3 separate regions of the Homo sapiens genome follow, and all the other regions are linked to region 3. A link is an interaction called in ENCODE POLR2A ChIA-PET data of the cell type or tissue named here. Cell type or tissue: OCI-LY7. All regions are shown on one strand. Links, peaks and the distances in the headings refer to the core of each region. The heading gives the core; the rest is flanking DNA.

Evidence for each region. ChIA-PET counts read pairs that join two places held together with the same protein. Peaks named below come from ENCODE experiments on the same cell type or tissue, not always from the same donor. Only the 100,000 strongest peaks of a DNase experiment are listed, where the experiment ranks them.
Region 1: POLR2A ChIA-PET joins it to region 3 with 6 read pairs; 2 of 35 experiments call an interaction of 5 or more read pairs at or near these places.
Region 2: POLR2A ChIA-PET joins it to region 3 with 7 read pairs; 3 of 35 experiments call an interaction of 5 or more read pairs at or near these places.

The regions. Positions count from the first base shown.
Region 1 is chr1:179,610,617-179,618,702 of GRCh38, reverse strand. TDRD5 (tudor domain containing 5) reads right to left here. Exons shown (of 18, transcript NM_001199085.3): 5 at 21-104. Among named protein-coding and RNA genes, the nearest start is that of TDRD5, 23 kb to the right of the region's middle. In OCI-LY7, for the core only: no CTCF peak of the experiment used is centred there; no DNase peak of the experiment used is centred there.
Region 2 is chr1:179,375,261-179,383,346 of GRCh38, reverse strand. AXDND1 (axonemal dynein light chain domain containing 1) reads right to left here. Exons shown (of 26, transcript NM_144696.6): 5 at 4,590-4,710; 6 at 3,865-3,950; 7 at 591-647. Among named protein-coding and RNA genes, the nearest start is that of AXDND1, 13 kb to the right of the region's middle. In OCI-LY7, for the core only: no CTCF peak of the experiment used is centred there; no DNase peak of the experiment used is centred there.
Region 3 is chr1:179,434,231-179,442,316 of GRCh38, reverse strand. The region is part of intron 15 of AXDND1 (axonemal dynein light chain domain containing 1); the gene reads right to left. Among named protein-coding and RNA genes, the nearest start is that of AXDND1, 72 kb to the right of the region's middle. RefSeq lists an enhancer at 563-1,063. In OCI-LY7, for the core only: no CTCF peak of the experiment used is centred there; DNase peaks (open chromatin) are centred at 3,886 and 4,906; H3K4me3 peaks cover 1,807 bases; H3K27ac peaks cover 2,924 bases.

The sequences.
Region 1 (8,086 bases), core at 1,775-6,774, 180 kb before region 3:
CAGAAACAGAAATTACTTACAAATTTTATCTTATGTTTTAGTTCTGAACTGATAGTTCCTCCAGGTCCAATCTGTGCAATAACTGATTTGAATGTGTTCTCCAGCTATGAAAAAAGAAAAAAAAAGTCAAGTCACAGTCCCCCTGACCAAAGAAAGTCAAAGGTAGATCTAAGCAATATGTAAAGAAAAAATCTATAAAAGGAGACATATTGCAATTAAATAGACAAAATACTGTTCTTAAGAGGAACTGTAGCATTTCATACCATACAAAATACACTTAGAGTAGATAGAATCATTATGAAACTAAATGCTGAGGAATTTTCTAGGCTAACAAACATTCTCTAACAATTATTCTAGAGTCTATTACTCAATCCCATACTCTTACCCAGAAAGAATTTTTGTTACTAATTTTCTCCTATTTATAAAAGTACTCCATGTTTATTGAAAACATACTTAATGAATGCCTAATGCAGGGAAGAGATGGGATGGTGGAACGTCCCTGGACGGTGGGACAACTGGCCCTAAAGGACAGGAAGGAAAAGTTTTTCTGTTGTAATAGAAGCAAAGAGAGTGGGGGAAAAGGTAAGGGTACAAAGAAAGGCTCTGTGAATGTGGAGTCAGAAGGTACAGAGAGTTAAAATCTGATAGCTCCTGCATTCTCTGAGTTCAGAAGCAAGGCCCACTCCTGAAAGTAAAAGGAAAGAGGAGGGAGGTCAGACATTTGAGAAAGTAGAAAAGGTGGGAAAATAAAGTTAAGGAAATATTGGATGATAATCTAAACTTAGCAGGTAGGAAGTCAGGACAGGAGGAATCTGAGTTAAGACAGTAGAGTCTGAGGATTTTAGTAGAGAGAAGTCAATGGCATACAGAGGCCCCACTAAAATAAAATGATCATGCATGGGAATAATTGAGAAGTAAGCTGGAAGGACAGGAGGATGTGATCAGAAAGTAGCAGGGAGAACATCCATTTAGCCAAGGTCCAGTGAACAGCCACAGCAGGAGAACTAAAGCAGAGTGAAAGATTGTAGAGTTTTGTTCAATCGACATTAAAGTAGATAACTGAATGTAAAAAAAAAAAGTTAAGTCACAAAGATATAAAGAAAAATACCAATTACCTAAAATCCTACCACCCAGACACAATCACTATTAATACTTTTTCCTTCTAAACTGTTTCTTTTGGTCTTTCTTCTCTTACTTGGCCTGACATTACTTACAAACTGTGTAACCTTTTAGGTCTCAGTTTCTTCACCTGAAAAATGAAGATAATCTCCATCTCTCACAAGGCTGACAAGAAAACTAAATGTGATGAGGCACGAAGAGTGCATAACATAATGCCTGGCACATGGTGTGAGCATGACCCTTGCCTGCTCCTCTGGCAAGCAGCGCTTACATGGCAGGATTCTCCCTCTGGAACTGACTACTCTTCTTTTCATCCAATACCATTGGCACAGCATTCAGCAGAAGCCCCTCCAAGTTTTGGCAAGTACATGGCTCCCTATCAAGTTTATGAGGGTTTTCCCCTATTTTCACATTTTCTTGGGCATTTCCATGGGTCTGGGAAGGAGAGGATTAGATACCTATGATTATATCGTTAGCTTTAACAAAAGGTACCTAGCCCTTAGTCTTAGATTCTTTACATTTCTTCTGTAGTTGCCATGAGATAATTTCCTAAAGCTCTCCCAGTGAACAGTAAGATAATCTTTCTAAATATAACTGATCTTTCCATCCGAAGGTTCCTCCCATTTGCAGATTCAATAACAATAATGTATTAAATTATCACTGTGCTAGGTGTTTCAGGGACAAAAAAAGATTACCTTTGATGGTGTAATTCCTCTCAGGGCACTTAAAATTAAGTAGGGAAGTGAGATCAACGCATAAACATCTATAACCTAAGGCTGTAAGTGCCAGAAGGCTTCCTTTTATAAGGATCTTGCAGGATGGAGAGAATTCTGCAGACAGACATGGTAGAGAGAACATTGAAGGTAGAAGGAACTTCATAAAGAAAATTGAATAAAATAGTTTGCCTAAGGCATTAGGGAAATAGTGAAAGAAAAACTAGAAAGGTGGATTAATGTCCTATTACAGAATACCTTAAATGCCAAGCTAAGGAGTTTTTCTTGGTTATACAAGCAAAAACAGAGATACTGATACTAGAGATTTTTAGCAAGGGAGACAGATTATCAGAACTGTAATCTGGCAACAGAAAATTAGATTGGATGGGTGGACAACCAGTTAGGAAACCACTGCAACTCTCTAGGCAAGAGTTTTAACTGGGGTGCTGGGAGAGAATAGAAAAAGAAGGGATATGACAAAGGTGGAATCCAGAGAAATTAGGAAAGACAATGGAGAGGAAGGAATCACTGATTCTACAGGGATGAATGATGAGACCAGAGAAACAGCCTCAAGGACCTCAAGTTCTATGTAGGAAACAAAAGTACCGTGGAACAAAGAGGTAGGCTTTTGTTGTTTTTTAATCAATTATAAAAGCTTGGAAAACTGGGAGGTAAATGGCAGGATGGTGATTACAGACTTGATGTGTCTCTCTGGATCATGGCTTATGACAAAGGTCAGCAAATTATGGCCTCTTTTTGTGCTTCCCATAAGCTAAGAATGGTTATATTTTTAAATGGCTGTGGGAAAAGGTATTATTTGTGACATGTGAAAATTATATGAAATTCAAATTTCAGTGTCCATAGTTTTATTAGAACACAGCCATATTCACTCATTCATATATTGCCTATGGCTGCCCTAGTGCTATAAGGACAATGTTTAGTAAAAGCAGAGAATATTTAGCCTGCAAAGCCTCAAATATTTACTATGTAATCTGTTAGAGAACATATTTGCCAATCTCAGGTTTAAGATAGCAAAATGATGAGCTTTTAGCTAGGAATAGAATGCTTCTGAAAAAAGTTAAAAAAAAAAAAAAGTTTACCTCAAGCAAAATGTCTAAATTAAGGTGACTTTAAACTGAATGCAGTGGAGATTTTTTAAAGCCCAGGAAAAGTTAGGGATATCTATAATTATAGAGGGCAGAAGTTATAATGTGGAATGGAAAAGTAAGATTGGGAGGTAATCAGTGATTTCAACAACGCTTTTAGTGTCAGATGCTATACATCAAACATGAAGAATGGGGAATAAACCAAGCGAATGAGATAGAACTAGAAAATGAAGATGGAAAGTGATAAAATATGCTATATTCAGATAGGAGCTTATAGGACCTCAGAAGAGAAAGAGCTTTCAATCAAAAAGATATACTCTTCAGAAAAATGAATCAAAACATGAATAGGCAATAAAATAGAAGACTAAGTAGCAAATTAAAGCATAAAGTTCAACCTCAAATACATACACGTTAACAGAGACAGTTATTTGCCCATCAAATTATAAAATTTTAAAAATACCCACTTACTCATTCAACAAATAGGTATTGAGATCATACTATGTGCTGTACACCGTATTAAGTGCTGGATATACAGAGGTAAATAAGCTAGATATGGTCCCTGTCCTCATGGAACTTGCAGAGATAGACCTGAATCGATCATATATATATGTAATTACAATTATTATAATGAAAAAACCCAGAGTCCACATGATCTTACTTATATGGGAAGTGCATAAAAGTCAAACTTGTAGACACAGAGTAAAATCGTGGTTACCAGACACTGAGGGGTGGGAGGATTGAGAAGACATTGGCCAAAGGACACAAACTTTCAGTTAGGAGGAGTAAGTTCAAAAGATCTATTGTGTATCATGTTGACTACACTTAACAATATATTGTGTATTTGAAAATTAAGAGTAAATTTTAAGTGTTCTCATCACAAAAAATGACAAGTATGTGAGGTAATACATGTCAAACAGCTTGATTTAGCCATTCCACAATGTATACATACATCGAAACATCAAGTTGTGCACCATATATAAAATTTTTACTCATCAATTAAAAATATTTTTAAACCCCCCCTCCCCCGAGTGTCACAAAAGGATAATACACCTGAAGGTATCAGAAAGGAAATGCAGGTGGGTGGGGAGGGATCTCTGAAGGAAACTCCATTTGTACTGAGTACCAGCAAAGGTACAAGGAAAGGAGCACACACACAATCTATGTGAGTGTCAACTGAAACAATTCTTATGGATGACAACCTAGCCACATACAAGATAAGCCATAAAAGTAAACATTCCTTTCAATCAATGATGGCTCTTCTAGAAATTTATCCTGTGGAGTAACAGAGATGTGTGCATACTTGAGCAAGATTTTCATCATAAGGTTATTTTTAATAGCAAAAACTGAAAATAGAGCAAATGCCCAACTTAGGCTACAAGTCAAATTATGGCACATTCATATCATCATTTAAAATTATGGCACATTCACACCATCATTTAAAATCATGGCACATTGATACCATCATTTAAAATTATGTTGCATTAGAATATTTAGTAATGTGGCACATTCGCAATGCATAAGAGGAAAAAAAGCAGGTCACAAACTAAGAACCAGAATGATTTTAATTTTTTAAGTCAAATTTTCATGTGATAAGAGTACACAGGTGATCTTTATTTTCTTTTGTGCTTTTCTGTATTTCAAGTTTTCTGTAATCAATCTATATTACTTTTGTAATAAAAAAATTTAAAAACAGACACCTGGATAATTTAGAAACATTATCTAATGATGAAAGCACTTTGGAAAGAGGATGCACATGGCTAAAAGCAGAAAGAAACAGAAGTCACATCTCAGATGAATATACTTCAGACCTTTTGGCCATATGGGAAAACATTAATACATTTCTTACAAAGATCACAAAACTGGCACAGAAACATACAGCACCAATGCTTTCAGCTGCTTAAATATTTGTTAGGTATATGCTATAGTATAGATGTATCCCTCTCTACTCCCCACTCCCCAAATCCCTAAGTTGAAATCCTAACCCCCAAGGTGATAGTATTAGGAGGTGGAGCCTTTGGGAGCTGATTAGATCATGAGGGAAAGGCCCCCATGAATGGGATTAGTGCCCCTATTAGAGAGGCCTTGGCGAGATCCCTTGCCCCTTTTGCATTGTGGGGACACAATGAAAGACCTCTATCTATGAATGAGGAAGAAGGATCTCACTGGACACCTTATATGCCAGAGCCATGATCTTTGACTTCAAGATGTTGAAAAATCCATGCTTCCAAGAATGTTGAAAAATAAATATTTGTTGTTTACAAGCCACCCAGTTTGCGGTAGCTTGTTATAGCAGCCAGAACTAAGACCCTATAAATAGGATTATGTAGGGTCTGACTTATTTGACTAAAGCCAGGCAGTATGGAATTTGATTTGCCATACTAAATACTTCATCTGAACTTGTGGGAAAACAGCTACAGAAAAGCTACTCTAAGTTGGCCAGAGAATATAACCCCCAGAGAACTGCATTAATTAACCCACTGAATAGCTCCTTCTGATAATTGTTAATATATCCAATTATTTATGAAGGATACTCTTGAACTACAGTTGAGTCAGGTTATCAGGTGAAATAAAATGTTTCACCTCTTATATGCAATGCCAAGCAAAGCATCTAATTCATGTAAAAACTATCAATTGTTTAGGTGCAAATTAAAAGTTAGGTGCAAACTAAGACCACCCTGATTTCATTTAGATGAGAAGATATTTATTTATAAGTCCAAGTTTATCTACCTTAATCTCATGGTGAATGTTACAATAAGGTCTTGAATCTGTAAGACAGAGGGGGCAGGGAATAGGTAGAATGGGGTACTCTTTTTTTTTTTTTTTTTTTTTGAGACAAAGTCTCACTCTGTCACCCAGGCTGCAGTGCAATGGCACAGTCTCGGCTCACTGCAACCTCTGCCTCCTGGGTTCAAGAGATTCTCCTACCTCAGCCTCCTGAGTAGCTGGGACTACAGGCATGTGCCACCACACCCCAGCTAATTCTTGTATTTTTAGTAGACATGGGGTTTCACCATGTTGCCCAGGCTGGTCTTGAACTCCTGACCTCAAATGATCCACCCACCTCCGCCTCCCAAAGTGCTAGGATTACAGGCATGAGCCACTGCACCTGGCAGGATGATGTACTCTTAAATGGTATTAAGACTAGAGATCCTAGAAATGCCAGATCTCTGTTCCTTGACAAATTGCTACTCTTAAAGGTAAATACCTATTAATAGAAAGCAACGTAATCTGTGGTCTAGAACTACACACAATGCAGAAAATTCTGATGACCTGGGCTGGACACAGCATCTGAGGCTTCACCCACTAGAAAATATAGCTAAATTCATATGCTATTCACCCATTAAAATGTTCATTTCTCCTCTAAATTCCCTCTCAAGAAGTCAAAATAAAGAAAATTGAACGCCTTTCAAAAGAGGCTTTAAACTGTTCTAACACATTGCTTTGTGAAATAAAGCAATGGGCAGGGGTGGGATACAAAAGGCCAAGCCAGCCTGTTTCTCTTGCAAGAGGAAAGTGAAGACATTCTGATCCTCATTTTACAAAGGAAAAACTTTTTTTTCTTCATTTTAATAATATTTTCTTGTGACAAAAATGATGCATGTTCACTTTGGAAGAACAAAAGATACAGATGATCAAAAAGAAAAAAGTTTACACTTTAATTTTGTAATATATTTTTCTATGCACATAAAAACACAAACTTGTAGAGTTTTGAGGGAACACCTAACAAACTAATAGATCTACAGTTTTGAAGAAATGGAAAGTTGCACTTTTTGTAAATAGGATTATGTGAGGTCTGATAATTTTGTAGTGTTTGTCCTACCATAAATTAAAATACATAGTTTGGGAATTAGAACCCACACCCCCTCTCAGAACAAGATTTAAATTGTTCTGGTGGCAAAAACTTCAACTGGAAGTGAAATGTGGTTATTAGGCTGCATCTATGAGGAATTATTAGAGCTGCAAAACTCAGGATGAAACTCAAAGAAAAGATAGAAGAAAGTGTATCTGCATCTCTCTCACTCCTCAACTTGGAGCCATGCCATGAGCAAATGTCCTCAACTCTGCATTCGTTATTGCCTGGCTCTCACAGTTAAAAGGCAGAGTCTTCCTGCTAAATTCTATAGAGTGGGAAGTTTCTGAAAAAAGAAATATACATTATAATTAATTTTTTTTGGAACTTTTAGTCAGCACAATAAATTTAGAAAATGGAAATAAGAACTTTAAATACTGAAAAGGGCACAGCAAATCTACTGTTCATAAATGGTAGGGTAGTCTACTTGGAAAACCTATGGGAAAACTATTGAAACAACCAAGTTTGCTAAGGTAGTTTCAAAATAATATTTAATAGTCAATTTCTTTCTTTCTGAACCATGAACACTTAGAGTTCCAGTCTTAATGGCAAAAACAGTATCACAACTAGCCAGGCATGATGGCTCATACCTATAATCCCAGCACTTTGGGAGGCCGAGGCAGACATTCAAGGTCAGGAATTCGAGACCAACCTGGCCAACATGATGAAACCCCATCTCTACCAAAAAATACCAAAATTAGCCAAGTATGGTGGCAACCCCTGTAATTCCAGCTACTTGGATGGCTGAGGCAGCAGAATAGCTTGAACCCAGGAGGTTGCAGTGAGCTGAGATCACACCACTGCATTCCAGTCTGGGTGACAGAGCAAGGCTCCATCAAAAAAAAAAAAAGTATCACAACATACAATATCTAAGAATACAATTTCGAGAAATGTGCCAAACTCTAATAAAGAAAACTAAATATCTGCAATGAAAGGCATAAGATTAATACTTGAATAAATAGACAACTACAACATGTCAATGAATGAATACACTTAATGAAATGCATGAAGTCTCTTCAAAAATTTTAAACTTAATTCTAAGAAATCTCATTGAAATTTTGGAACTTACAAAAACAATTCTAAACTTTCAGGAAAAAAATAGAAAAAAAGTCTGAAAGGAGACTAACCAGGGGAGACCCGTCTTAAAAAACATTAAAATGAATTTAAAAGTAACTTAAAAGTAATAAAAATGGCTGACTAAAAAAAATCAACTTTGTCAGTAACCAAAAATGGATGTGAAACAATCAGACTCTATGTTTAGCTTTTTGATGAGAAAAAATTTTTGTACTTAACCATCT
Region 2 (8,086 bases), core at 1,494-6,493, 58 kb after region 3:
TGCTCTCTGGGATATTAATGGCATTTTAAGCATTAGACCTGTGTCTATTAATCTATTGGGAGATCAATAATATAGTAGAAAAAAGGAAGAAAAATGCAAATAGTATGATTCTCTTTTTCATAAAAGAAAATAATGCTTCCCCCCAAAAAAAATTCTATATACCTATCATATAGCAGTGTAAGAACATAGAAAAAGAAAAAATGTAGGGAGATAAACATCAAACTTTTAACATTGGTTACCTCACAATGTGAGAGAAGAAAAGGGACAAAGAAAAGGAAAAAAAAGACTATAGCAAAATGGAGAAATACTAATGGTTAAACATAGAATATAAAAGTACTTTATCATATTTAAATATTATGCTATATATGTAAATATGTAAAATTTAATATGCAATTAGACAAATGAAATATATAAACATTGAATATACAATTGTAAAAACGAAAACACTGATTAGATGATGAACTTGTAGGCAATTATTGCCTTGGGTTGCTGCTATAATTTTAATAATTTTGTTTAATAAAGTACCAAGAAATGTGTATGTATATAGGTATTCTTTCTGAGAAAGACTTTAGAAAATAAACTGTACTTACATGGATGGGAAGAGCAATAGCCTGTTTTCACTATCTGTGAGGAGAGTAGTGTATTTGCTACAATAAATAAGATAGGTAAATGTTATTTTAAGAAAATTTTCTGGCCTGTTTATCAATTAGCACAACTAACCCCCAGAATCTTGGTTTCTAAGTACCATTCTCCACTAAAAGGAATGAGTACTGCTTGGAGAAGTGACTCACCACCCATTCCAGGGCTGGAGTTGGAAAATACAAGATGAACCTGGAAGTCTTATCAAGCCAGAAAATAAGTGTTCAAATAATCATCGGGACATGGCCAAAGAACACAAGAGAAAGCTCAAAGGAGCAGCCTTTGGCCATTGGCCAAATCTGGAAAAATTTGAGCATCAAAATAATGGGCCGGGCATGGTGGCTCACACCTGTAATCCTAACACTTTGGGAGGCTGAGGCGGGCAGATCACTTGAGGTCAGGAGTTCGAAACCAGCCTGGCCAACATGATGAAGCCCCGTCTCTACTAAAAATACAAAAGAATTAGCCGGGCATGGTGGCAGGCGCCTGTAATCCCAGCTACTCAGGAGGCTGAGGCAGGAGAATTGCTTGAACCTGGGAGGCGGGGGTTGCAGTGAGCAGAGATCGTGCCACTGCACTCCACCCATGACAGAGCGAGACTCTGTCTCAAAAAAATAAAAAATAAAAATAAAGGGCTGGGCGTGGTGGCTCATGCCTATAATCCCAGCACTTTCAGAGGCCAAGGCAGGAGTTCAAGACCAGCCTGGCCAACATGGTGAAACCCCGTCGCTACTAAAAATACAAAAAAAAAAAAAAAAAAAAAATTAGGTGTGGTGGCGCGTGCCTGTAATCCCAGCTACTCAGGAGGCTGAGGCAGAAGAATCGCTTAAACCCAGGAGGTGGAGGTTGCAGTGAGCCAAGATCACGCCACTGCACTCCAGCTTGGGCAACAACAGCAAAACTCCATCTCCAAAAAATAAAATAAAATAATGATAGTAAAGAATTAAAATCCATCAAATAAAATAGAAATCCATTATTCCATATGGTAAAATGCCAAATAACAAATTGGCAGAAGAAATAATGATCATACAGAAGAAATGATGAAATTTTAAAAAATTCATCAAGGCCAGGTGCAGTGGCTCACACCTGTAATCCCAGCACTTTGGGAGGCCGAGGTGGGTGGGTCACCTGAGGTCCGGAGTTCGAGACCAGCCTGGCCAACATGGCGAAACCCCATCTCTACTAAAATTACAAAAATTAGCTGGGCATGGTGGCAGGCACCTGTAGTCACAGCTACTCGGGAGGCTGAGGCATGAGAATTGCTTGAACCCAAGGGGCGGAGGTTGCAGTGAGCCGAGATCGCACCACTTCCCTCCAGCCCAGGTGACAAAGCAAGACTTTGTCTCAAAAAAAAAAAAAAAAAATCAGCCATGTGCTGTGGCTCATGCCTGTAATCCCAGCACTTTGAGAGGCCAAAGCGGGCAGATCACCTGAGGTCAGGAGTTCGAGACCAGCTTGGCTAACATGGTGAAACCCTGTTTCTACCAAAAATACAAAAAATTAGCCAGGCACCGTGGTGCCTGCCTGTAATCCCAGCTACTCAGGAGGCTGAGGCAGGAGAATCGCTTGAACCTGGGAGGCGGAGGTTGCAGTGAGCCGAGATCATGCCATTGCACTCCAGCTTGGGCAATAAGAGCGAAACTCCGTCTCAAAGAAAAAAAAAAAAAAAAAAAAGTCACCAAAAGATCTATAACTAATGGGTTGTTAGGAAATACACACTAAAGTATTTGGTGGTAGAAGTATTTGATTATTTACTCTTAAATAGTTTGAAAATATGTGCATGTGTATGCATGCTTGTGTATGTTTAAGAGCAAATGAGACAAAGTGTAAACAACCAGTGACTCAAGGTAGAGGGTATATAGGCATTCCTTTTCCCATTTTTGCAACATTTTTATGTCTGAAATTACATTAAAATAAAAGGTTACCCAAAAAATGAATTTCATTTGGTTCTCTTGGGCAAAATATTGTTCTGAAACATACCATCACAATGAAATGCAATATATTATAACATACATATTGGAAAGACAATATCAAAAGAGTGACAGCCTCTGGATATTTTATTATAAAACCTTAGTCCAAAGTTCTCATTTTCTAAACTATAAAACATTCAAGTGTTGTTTCAGAAAATAAAAGCAAGATCCTATTTTCAATCCCATAAACAGGAATCAAAGATGACAAGATAATGAGTCTGCAATGTGGAGCCAAGCCCTGGAGCATGGATTATGAGATGCTGGCTCAGAGGGCTACTTTCCTTTGTCTCCATAATCATTGCTCAAAATCATTCCTAAAGGGCATAGTCACACATTCAAACAAAGTTCCATTTTTTAAAAAATTCAAAATTAAATGGCAGGAAAAAATATGAATAATTTAATCACTAACATCCCAAACTCTTTTAAGTACTTTTAGTTTTTATTTTTTTTAATTTGTATCTTTTTCTTTCATTTATGTATTTTTTTTTTGAGACGGAGTCTCACTCTGTCGCCCAGGCTGGAGTGCAGTGGCGCGATCTCAGCTCACTGCAAGCTCTGCCTCCTGGGTTCATGCCATTCTCCTGCCTCAGCCTCCCAAGCAGCTGGGACTACAGGCACCCACCACCACGCCCGGCTATTTTTTTGTATTTTTAGTAGAGACGGAGTTTCACCGTGTTAGCCAGGATGGTCTTGATCTCCCGACCTCGTGATCTGCTCGCCTCAGCCTCCCAAAGTGCTGGGATTACAGGCGTGAGCCACCGCGCCCTGCCAATTTGTATCTTTCTTAATTGTATTAGGATGGCTGGCTCAAATGTTTCCTCATTTCAGTTTATATATTGCTCAGGAATATGAGTGTACTATTCTCAGGTTCTTCTATGTATGGGAAGGAGGAAACAGTTCAACTTGTCAGGTATTCTTTCTTTTTTTTTTTTTTTTTTTTTGAGATGGAGTTTCACTCTTGTTGCCCAGGCTGGAGTGTAATGGTGCAATCTTGGCTCACTGCAACCTCCGCCTCCCAGGTTCAAGTGATTCTCCTGCCTCAGCCTCCCCAGTAGCTGGGATTACAGGCACCCGCCACCACACCCAGCTAATATTTTTGTATTTTCTGTAGAGACGGACTTTCACCATGTTGACCAGGCTGGTCTTGAACTCCTGACCTCAGATGATCCACCCGCCTTGGCCTCGCAAAGTGCTGGGATTACAGGCATGGGCCACCGAGCTGGGGCAGGTATTTTTTACATATCATAGTACTCACTCATCATAACACTCCAAACCTGAAACTCCTGTACTTGACACAATATGAAATTCTTCAGGAATCAAAGTATCTGTTAGTGTCTTTGGCTTAAAAGAAAAGAAAAGCAAAATAAAAGAATGAATATATTAATAGAGAAAAAATTCACTTGCACAAATCCTAATTCCTAACCTAAAGAGATACTATTTTTTAAGTTGAAAAATTTTGATTGGAGAAATAACAATATTAGCAATGTGGGTCATAGCAAATGACAAAAACTAACCAGAGCACACATCTCTAAAATAACCATAAATTAAAGAATAACCTTGGTGCTAGTATTAGTTACATGTATCCCATATATTCAGAAGTTTATTGATTCCTTTCCTTTAAATTCAGCAGGGAATTTAAAATTCAACTTAGCAAGATACCAAAGATAAGAATCCTACAACTTTATATGTGGATTTCTAAGGGAAAAACAATATAATCTCCCACGCTGTGTTTTTTAGATTAAAACAGATTAACTGTGGTTCGCAAAATGGCTTAAAATAAGACATTTTGATCTTTTCCTGCTAAATACCCTTTTCCCATTTTAAGAAGTAATTTGAAAATGCTATGAAGATTGGTGAGCAATGCAGGTTGTTATAGTATGACGTTGTTTTATATTTTATATTTATATTAAAAATCATTTTAAAATGATTTTTAAAAGTAGACAGAGGGAGAGAAGATTATTTGTCAAATACTTTATTTACCTTATGGGGCACAATGACACCATCATGTGACTGTAATGAACGGGCCAAATGTGGGGGACAAACTGCCTTCTCCCTAGTCTGTCCTTTGGCATATGTTACATCGTACAGAAAAGAAATATCCCTAAAAAGTAAGAAAAATATATTTACAAAACAAATTTTCTATCTGGATACCACATAACAGCAGGTGAGATCCACACATATCCTTCTAATGGGTAAGATGGTCCTCTGTGTCAGCAAAACTGATCTCCTTACATAACACTTTACTAAGACTGAGGCATTAAACATGAGTTCCCCCACATTCTTTCTCTTCTCCACCTGAAATTTCTCATTCATATCACAAACTCTTTCCTTTCCTTCAGTATGAGGTTAAAATATATTCTCTTTCCTATGGCTATTCCCTCCACTTAGGTGCTTGATTCCATCTTTGCCCATATCCTCAGGAGTCTCATTCCATCAGTCCTAACTTCTGTGTATCTCCAACTCTACATCCCCTTTGACCTATAATAAACTTTTTCCCCTTCTAAAAATATTTCCTTGAACATGTATTGCTGTCATGTTGTGATTGTTATTATCATTATTATTATTTTGACACAGAGTCTCACTCTGTCGCCCAGGCTGGAGTGCAATGGCGCAAAATCTCAGCTCACTACAACCTCCACCTCCCGGATTCAAGCAATTCTCCTGCCCAGCCTCCCAAGTAGCTGGGATTACAAGCACGTGCCATCATGTCTGGCTAATTTTTTGTATTTTTAGTAGAGATGGGGTTTTGCCACGTTGGCCACGCTGGTCTCAAACTCCTGGCCTCAGGTGACCTGCCTCGGCCTTCCAAAGTGCTGGGATTACAGGCATGAGCCACCATGCCCGGCCGCTGTCATGTTATTATGATCTATCAATGGATCAATCGATTGATCTATCATCGATCACTTGTGTTAAACATCAAACTTCCTAAAATTGTCCTGCAATTTGATTTCCACCCATACCTCTCTTCTGAAACTATTTTCTAGAAAGCTGATGGTGATTACCACTGCCAAGTTAAACAATCTCTTAGCAGTTATCTTCTACCATGCTTCCCTGGAATGTTTTCCAGGGTTGATCACATTTGCAACTTTTCTGTGAGTCTTTAAATTATTTCAAAATAAGAAGTTTAATAAAACAAAATACAGAAAAGTGGAGAAAAAAATCCTCTGATAACCAAGATGTGGGCAAGTGGTCTAAGCTAGGCCAAATATACTCTTCCAGGAGACGGAATCTTGAGTCATTGACTCTTTTAAGACTTCCAGGACAGAAAACAATAGGCATTAATTCATCACTACAATGGTACCCTGAAATGATTGTCCATTACATCCTTCTATAAACTCCAAATGTATTTACTGGTTTACATAGTAAAGACTAATTCAGCATCTACTGCATACCTGGCACTGCGAGCTAAGAACACTAATAGTGAAAAAAGCAAATAAAAAGTTCCTACCCTCATGGAACTGATTCTAGTGGTGAAGAATGACAATACAGAAATATTACAATTTCAAGGCCAGTTGCAGTGGCTCATGCCTGTAACACCAGCACTTTGGGAGGCTGAAGGGGGCAGATCACTTGAGGTCAGGAGTTTGTGGCCAACCTGACCAATATGGCGAAACCCCATCTCTACTAGAAATACAAAAATTAGCCGGGCGTGGTGGTGTGTGCCTATAGTCCCAGCTGCTTGGGAGGCTGAGGCAGGAGAATCACTTGAACCTGGGAAGCAAAGGTTGCAGTGAGCTGAGATCGTGCCACTGCACTCCAGCCTGGGTGACAGAGTGAGACTCCATCTCAAAAAAAAAGAAAAAACTACATTATTAAATTTGGGTGCCCTGGGTTATAGGATTGTACATTAACGTGCCCAAAATTCATTAATTTGCTCAGCAAATATTTATTAACCATATTGTAAGTGACAGAAAATATGCTAGATGAAAGGAATATAGAACTATTTCTTAAAATAGACACAGTCCCTACCATTGGGGAGCCTTCAATATAGAGGGGAAGATTCGCAAACCAAAGAAAAGTATAATATAAAGACATTGTAACAGAGAATAGAATGTTACTGGAATAACTAATAACAACACCACCCAAATACAGTTTAGACCAAGTCAGGGAAAACTTCGGGAAGCAGTAACAATTAGTGAGAACAAGAAACTGATTTGGATTTAGGTAAGCAACCGAAAAGTGTAGAGAACAGCATATGCATAGGTCCTGAGACACAACAGCACATGGTGACTTCGGCAAACTGAAAATGTAGTATAGTTGACCCTTGAACAACACAGCCTTGAACTGTATGGGTCTGCTTATACATGAATTTTTTCAACCAAACGCTGACTGAAAATACAGTATTCACCGGATATGAAACCCTCATATACAGAGGGCCAACTTTCCATATATATACATGAGTTTCTGACTCATGTACGGCTGACTGCAGAAATTGAGTGGACACAGATTCTGGTATCTGCAGGTGTCTGGGAACCAATCCCCCACATATCCCTCAGTATGAGGGATGACTGAATATACAGTTGAAGTATGAAGAATAAAATTGTTGAAATTAGAGAACTAAACACAGAGAGCCTTGCAAATCATGCTTAACATGTTGGGCTTTAGTCTAAGAGAAGCTAGAAAGGTTTTATGGATGAAATGAAATTTTAAATTATTTTAGAATGACTATAACAGTTGCAATATTGTGAAATGGTGGGAGAGGGTGTGCTTTGAGGGCAATGCCATTTGGCAGCTGATGTGGCATGTGAGGTTGGTGGAAACAGGCCAGTTCTAGTGTCCCAGGAAGATCCTGAAATATACAACATGGACCATAACTATTTTTAAACGTATATATTGGTAGTAAAAGACATCAAGCTATTGATGTCCTGCGCTGTGATATTCTGGTTCTCTTGGATATGTACAGGGGAAAAATGTTAGAGCTGTATTTCCCAATCCTCCGGATTCTTTCTCTGTTCCACCCTCTTAGAGGTTTTACATAGTCACAAAGATCTGAATGAGCTGCTGTCAGGATGATGGAACAGCAGTTCTTATCACACCAATAAATGCTGGAGAAGTTGGCCATTACAATTGTTTTGTTAGCTAAAAATGATGAATGCTTCATGTACATATATGTGTGTGTAGATACACACATGTGCATATATTATATACATATATGTACATATATGTATGTACATATATGTGTACAGTATATACCTGTATATACATATATAATGCATATGTATACATTATACATTATATGTTATACATTATATATATTTTATATAATTAGACATATATTATACACACAATATTTTATGCACATATACACAAACATATAATTAAAGAATATGTTGGGGCCGGGCATGGTGGCTCGCGCCTATAATCCTAGTATTTTAGGGGGCCAAGATGGGCGGATCACCTGAGGTCAAGTGTTCAAAACCAGCCTAGCCAATATAGTGAAACACCATCGCTATTAAAAATAAAGTTAAAAAACTAGC
Region 3 (8,086 bases), core at 1,972-6,971:
GCAGGCTGAATCTAAAAATCTGAAAGAATCTGTCGTCCCACCCACAGCTCCAATTGAAAATAAAAACAGGAGAGGGAGGATAAAAAGTGGCCTATACCGCCTCTTCCAGTTGCAGAAACATCTGTACGGCCTCGTTTGGTAGCAGAAATAGAAACCCCAATACAAAGAATTTTACGCTGTGCTGCCATAGCTGGAGAGCCCTTAGGACCTTGTGCTTTTCCTAGTTCCGTAAGGCCTGATCCAAATAATCCACAGCAGGTTATTCATGAACACACTCCACTAGAGTTTAAGTTGTTAAAGGAATTAAAAGTAAGTGTGATAAATAATAGCGTACAGAGCCCATTCACCTTAAGATTGCTAGAATCTGTGTTTGGTGCTATGCGTCTTTTACCCTTTGATGAGAAACACTTGGCGTGAACTTGCTTGTCTGCTAGCGCATATCTGATATGGAATTTAAATTGGCAAGAAATGTCTGCAGACCAGGCTAGACAGAACCATGCTGCTGGAAATGGAGACATTACAGAGGATATGCTGTTAGGTAATAGCCCTTATTCAGACCTGGAATGTTAAATGGCACTCCCAGATGCTGCTTATCAGCAGTGTGTACAGGCCGCTAAATGTGCCTGGGCCACAATTCCTGAAGAGGGAGTCCCAGTACAATCTTTTTTACATACATGTAAGTGTCACAGGAACCCTATGTGCAAGTACTTGCAAGATTACAAGAGGCAGTGAAGCGTCAGATTCCTCATACCGTGGCCGCAGAAATGCTAACCTTAACTCTAGCTTTTGAGAATGCAAATGCGGATTGGAAATGTGCACTGGCACTGGTGAGGTGTACAAAAAACTTGGGAAATTTTCTCAGAGCTTGTCAGGATGTAGGAACTGAGCTTCATTGCTCTGCAGTGTTAGCACAAGCAATGGCTAATTTGGCAGTTGACAAATCTAAAAGGAGCCAAAGGTCAAGCCCTAAAATGGGAAAATGTTATAATTGTGGAAAAACTGGACATTTTAAAAAGGAATGCCGCCATATGTTAGGATAGAAAGGACCTTACAATGCTGTGCCCCACCCAACGGAAAAAACGCAGGACTTTGTCCTTGCTGTAACAAAGGAAATCAATGGGCCAATCAGTGCTGCTCAAAATTCATCAGAATGGCACTCTCCTGCCGGGTAACGAGACAAGGGCCTGGACTTGGGCCCCACACACAGTAAGAGTATTCCTAGTCCAGACCTCAACCCCGTTTCAGGGATGGGTTCCCGGAGGTACATTGATTCCCTCACCCTACTCCAGGTGGACAAACTTATTTTATTGATGGCCCTTCCAAAGGTTGTGCCACTATCTGTGGACCAAAACATACTCAAACAATAATGACCTCTGGGGTTTCAGCTCAACACTCAGAGCTAATTACAGTCATTCAGGTTTTAGAGCTCACAGCTTCAGATCCTATCAACATTGTCTGTGATTCAGCTTATGCTGTAAATGTAGCCGGTCGCATAGAAACTGCTACAATTAAAAGTATACTAGACCCAGAACTGCTGAATTTATTTTTAAGACTTCAACAAGTTATTCGCTCTCGTGCAGCTTCTCTTCACATTTCTCTTATTTGCTCTCACACACAACTTTCTGGGCCACTATCTCTAGGTAATGAGAAGCAGACAAATTGATTGGTTCTGTGTTTCAGCAAGCTCAAGTGTCTCACACGCTGCTGCACCAAAATACTTCTGCCCTTACTCGCCTGTTCCATTTATGTCACAGCCAAGCTAGGGCTATAATACAAGCCAGTCCTACTTGCCAGCATGTCTCCCTGGAGCCACACCTGTAGAATGCTGTAACCTATGAGGTTTGGCTCCAAATGAAATTTGGCAAATGGATGTTACACACATAGCAACCTTTGCTAAGCTCAGCTATGTTCATGTGACTATAGACACTTATTCTCATATGCTGCATGCTACATGCCAAACAGGTGAGACAGCTGGTCATGTACAGTGACATTGTCTGTCATCAGTTGCTCATATGGGATACCTGAACAATTAAAACTGACCATGGATCTGCTTATACTAGTATGCTTTTCAAAATTTCTTACAGCTTTGGGCTATAACCCACAAAATAGGAATTCCTTATAATCCTAGAGGACAAGGCATTATAGAGTGGGCACATCAAACATTACAATGCATGTTGAAAAGACAAAAAGGGGGTATAGGAAGCCAACTGCCACCTCAATCAAAACTATATTTAGCTTTATTTACTTTAAATTTTTTGACTCCTGGTACAAATGATAAGACTCCAGCAGAAAGACACTGGCAAGTGTTAGAGGAAAAGAGGAAAATTTATCCGAAAATGTTACGGATATCTGCAGAAGAAGGACAATGGAAAGGTCCAGTGGATTTACTGACGTAGGGACAAGGGTATGCTTGTGTTTTTACAGGAGATGGAGAAACCATGTGGGTGCCCTCAAGGTGCGTGTGGCCATGGAATGGGAGACTGGAGGAACCCAGGGTGGCCAACCATGGGCCCGGTCCCTCCGGTACGAGCCATGAGCCAGCTGAGCCTGAGTGCAAAGACGGAGAGAAGGCTGACAAGGGTCACGATGACATCAACCCTCATAACCTGGGGACAACTCAAGAAAACCATGCAGGAAGCTGAGAAACTACTGGAGCATCAGGGACAGGCAAAAACCCCTGATTCCATATTCTTGGCCATGTTAGCCATAATGTCCTGTGCAGTATGTTTTCCCTGTGCAGAGGCAAAAACATACTGGGCATATGTTCCCAATCCCCCAGCAGTACGACCTAAACTTTGGAGTGAAACTCCTCCTGAGATTTGTCATGATCAGGGAGAGTAGGCTCCAGGACCCCTAACTCCCCCTGACATAGAACAGTTAGATTCTCAGAATAATGTCATTAATTATACCTTCCACTGGAAGGACTTCCTTTGTGTATCACTACACAGACATCGCTCAGCCATAGCTGTCTTACAATTCAAGCTCAAACATGGTTGAGTCACTATGGAAAAATTATGTACTTATTAGGTCTTGGTTCTATTAATGTAACTGGTGTGCTCACCAACCATTCCTGGCCCAGTCGCCCTAATTGTGCTGATTATACAGAATAGATTCCATTCAATAGCTCCTATCCCCTTCTGTGGGCCCAGTGTCTTGGTCCACTGGCTAGAAAACAATCTATGGTAACTGGAGACATTGTGGATTGGAGACCTAAAGGTCAATTAGATGGAAAAGATGAAAATCAGAAATCATAGCACAAACTTCGCTGGCATTGGTAGCAAGCTTTTAATGCTTCTTCTTTATACAACACCGAGATCCAATCCCAGTCTGCCGCCCAGATTGCTTGGCATGGAGCAGGCTTTAGCCCACCTTTTCCTCTGGCATTATCCAGGGAGGAAAGGACCAATTCAAGAGACGATATAGAAGGCAGCACTCCCATTTATGAATGGCAACATCTGGGTTGGAATATTATCCAATAATAGCAATGGTAAGCGACACAGTCGCTTTTTTTGGCAGCTAGGAAGGACCAGCTCCAGGTAAACAATACCCAATTGACCTGCAAATCTTGCCAGTTATATCACTGCATTAATCATAGCACATTGCAAACACATAATATCCCTACTTTCAGGTTTTTGGTTTTTAGGTCGCATCCCTGGGCTACGGATTCCTGTTAATCTGTCTGAGCCTTGGGCTGCCACACCTGCTTTGCATTTTGTGAAACTTCTAACTCAGCTTACTCATCGTGTCCTAGAGCCTTAAGCATGATAATTTTTGCTATTGTTTCCTTGGTCACACTAATAACTTCTGTTGTGATGTCCTCTGTAGCTTTGCATGATTCTATTCAAAGAGCTCAGTACCTGAAGAAGTGGATGCACACAGCCGACCAAGCGTGGCCACTTCAGAATAAAATTAACACTGAGTTACAAATTGAAGTGGTAATGTTAAAATCCACGGTCCTATGGTTAGGGGAACAAGTACAAAGCTTGCAGTTGCAGCAGCAAATGCATTGTCATTTTAATCACACTCATATTTGTGTCACCAACGTAGAATATAACCAAAGTATCTGTGGGACCTTGTGAAAGCCGATTTGCCGGTAGCTTTCACATCCAACATCACCTTTGTTTTATTTTTATGTATTTATTTATTTATTTATTTACTTATTTTTGAGATGGAGTCTCACTCTGTGGCCCAGGCTGGAGTGCAGTGGCACGATCTTGGCTCACTGCAACCTCTGCCTCTCAGGTTCAAGCAATTCTCCAGCCTCAGCATCCTGAGTAGCTGGGATTATAGTCACCTGCCACCATGCCTGGCTAATTTTTGTATTTGTAGTAGAGACAGGGTTTCACCATACTGGTCAGGCTGGTCTTGAACTCCTGACCTGAGGTGATCCACCCACCTCAGCCTCCCAAAGTGCTGGGATTACAGGCATGAGCCACAATGCCCGGCCATTACCTTTAATATTGGTGAATTGCAAAACAAAATTCTTGATTTAAATAGGTAAACTCAAGAATTTCAGCCTTCTTTTGAAGACTGGACTGAATTCCAGCAAGGCCTGGAGAGCCTCAACCCTTGGACCTATCTGAAGCACCACCTTAACATCTTATATGTAGTTCTTGGAATAATGTTGTTTTGTCTCTGTCTTCTGTTCATAGTCTGTAAAATCGGATGGACCGCCAATTGGAAAATGAGAGCTGCCCAGCCTGGCCTTACATTCTTTCAATTAATACATAAACAGAAAGGGGGATATGTAGGGAGCCAAAGGCCTGTGGGATGTGACCAACTCAGCATTCCACTGGCGGCTATATGATCAAACAGCAAACTTTATCATGAAGGCAGGATGTGAGCAAACTCACACTGCGCCTGCCACCAAAAGGTTTGCTGAAGGACATCACTCCCTGCCACCAGGCTCCTTGAAGTTACCTACTGAGAAATCTAGCACCTATTGTTCAAAGGATGCAGTCTCGCAAGCCTGCTGAGAACCAAATGGCCCACTGACAATTACCCGACAATCACCCGCCCCCTTTCTCGCTATCTCTTTTGCCTAATAAATACAGAGGGCTTTGTAAAGCTCAGGGTCCTTGTCCACTAGAGGCAAGGTGCCCCCGACCCCTTCTTCCAAATATACTCTTTTGTCTTTTATTCCCACATTTGCCCCCCTTTGTTCAGTCCCCCTAGGTCTGTGCGGGTTACACTCACTGCCACCCAAGGAGATTTTCCTAATTTCTTTCCTTTTTTTTTTTTTTTTTTCAGTGAGTGTCTCTTTTATAGATGAAGAAGACATATGTTGGGAGAAACAAAGCTTTACAATGTAATATACAGTAGAGCTGTCATTTTAAGCTACACATGAAAGCAAAAGTTACTAATCTTTACCCTGCATAAGCAAATATATATTCAAAGAAGAAAAAAGTGTAAAGCTGATATCTACCGAGCTTTTTGTGTTCAACATAGACTTTTTTTTTTTTACTCTAAGTTTGGGGATACATGTGCAGAATGTGCAGGTTTGTTACACAGGTATACGTGTGCCATGGTGGTTTGCTGCACCTATCAGCTCATCATCTAGGTTTTAAGCCAAGCATGCATTAGCTATTTGTCCTAATGCCCTCCTTCCCCTTGCCCCTGCACCCTCCAACAGGCTCCAGTGTGTGGTTTTTCCCCTTCCTGTGTCCATGTGTGCTCATTGTTCAACTCCCAGTTATGAGTGAGAACAAGCAGTGTTTTGTTTTCTGTTCCTGTGTTAGTTTGTTGAGGATGATGGCTTCCAGCTTCATCCATGTCCCTGCAAAGGACATGATCTCATTCCTTTCTATGGCTGCATGGTATTTCATGGTGTATATGTACCACATTTTCTTTATCCAGTCTACCATTGATGGGCATTGGGTTGGTTCCATGTCTTTGCTGTTGTAAATAGTGCTGCAATAAATATACATGTGCACGTGTCTTTACAGTAGAATGATTTATCTTCCTTTGGGTATATACCCAGTAATGGGATTGCTGTCAAATGGTATTTCTAGTTCTAGATCCTTGAGGCATCACTACATTGTCTTCCACAATGGTTGAACCAATTTACATTCCCACCAACAATGTAAAGGCATTCCCATTTCTCCACAGCCTCACCAGCATCTATTGGTTCTTGACTTTTTAATAATCACCATTCTGACTGGCATGAGATGTATCTCATTGTGGTTTTGATTTGCATTTCTCTAATTATCAGTGATGTTGAGCTTTTTTTTTCTTCATGTTTGTTGGCCACATAAATGTCTTCTTTTGAGAAATGTCTGTTCATATCCTTTGCCCACTTTTTGAGGGGGTTGTTCATTTTTTTTTCTTGTAAATTTGTTTAAGTTCCTTATAGATTCTGGATATTAGACCTCTGTCAGATGGATAGATTGCAAAACTTTTCTCCCATTCTGTAGGCTGCCTGTTCACTCTGATGATAGTTTATTTTGCTATGCAAAAGGTCTTTAGTCTAATTAGATCCCATTTGTCAATTTTGGTTTTTGTTGCAATTGCTTTTGGCATTTTCATCATAAAATCTTTGCCCATGCCTATGTCCTGAATGGTATTGCCTAGATTTTCTTCTAGGGTTTTTATTGTTTGGGATTTTAAAGTCTTTAATCCATCTTGAGTAAATTTTTATATAAGATGTAAGGAAGGGGTCAAGTTTCAGTTTTCTGCATATGACTAGCCAGTTTTCCTAGCACCATTTATTAAACAGAACCTTTTCCCCATTGCATGTTTTTGTCAGGTTGGTCAAATATCAGATGGTTGTAGATGTGTGGTGTTATTTCTCAGGTCTCTGTTTGTTTTATTCCATTGGTCTATATGTCTGTTTTGGTACCAGTACCATGACGTTTTGGTTACTGTCATCTTGTAGCATAGTTTGAATCAGGTAGCATGATGCCTCCAGCTTTGTTCTTTTTCTTAGGATTGTCTTAGCAATATGCGCTCTTTTTTGGTTCCATATGAAATTTAAAGTAGTCTTTTCTAATTCTGTGAAGAATGTCAATGCTAACTTGATGGGAAAAGCATTGAATCTATAAATTACTTTGGGCAGTATGGCCATTTTCGCAATATTGATTTTTCCTATCCATGAGGATGGAATGTTTTTCCATTTGTTTCAGTTCTCTCTTATTTCCTTGAGCAGTGTTTTGTAGTTCTCCTTGAAGAGGTCCTTCGCATCCCTTATTGGCTGTATTCCTAGGTATTTTATTCTCTTTTTAGCAGCTATGAATGGGAGTTAATCCATGATTTGGCTCTCTGCTTGTATATTGTTGGTGCATAGAAATGCTTGTGATTTTTGCACGTTGATTTTGTTTCCTGTGATTTTGCTGAAGTTGCTTATCAGCTTAAGGAGTTTTGGGGCTGAGACGATGGGGTTTTCTAAACATAGAATCATGTCAACTGCAAACAGAGATAATTTGACCTCTACCCTTCCTATGTGAATACTCTCTATTTCTTTATCTTGCCTGATTGTCCTGGCCAGAACTTCCAATACTATGTTGAATAGGAGAGGTGAGAGGGTACCCTTGTCTTTTCAAAGGGAATGCTTCCAGATTTTGCCCATTCAGTATGATATTGGCTGTGGGTTTGACATAAATAGCTCTTATTATTTTGAGATATGTTCTATCAATACCTAGTTTATTGAGAGTTTTTAACATAAAGGGATGTTGAATTTTGTGAAAGGCCTTTTCTGCAACTACTGAGATAATCATGTGGGTTTTGTCATTGGTTCTGTTTATGTGATAGATTACATTTATTGATTTGTGTATGTTGAATCACCCTTGCATCCCAGGGATAAAGCCGACTTGATCATGGTGGATAAGATTTTTGATGTGCTGCTGGATTCGGTTTGCCAGTATTTTATTGAGGATTTTCGCATCAATGTTCATCAGGGATACTGGCCTGAAGTTTTCTTTTTTTTGTTGTGTCTCTGCCAGGTTTTGGTATCAGGATGATGCTGGCCTCATAAATGAGTTAAGGAGGAGTCCCTCCTTTTCAATTGTTTGGAATAGTTTCAGAAGAAATGGTAACAGCTCCTCTTTGTACCTCTGGTAGAATTTGGCTGTGAATCTGTGTGGTCCTTGGC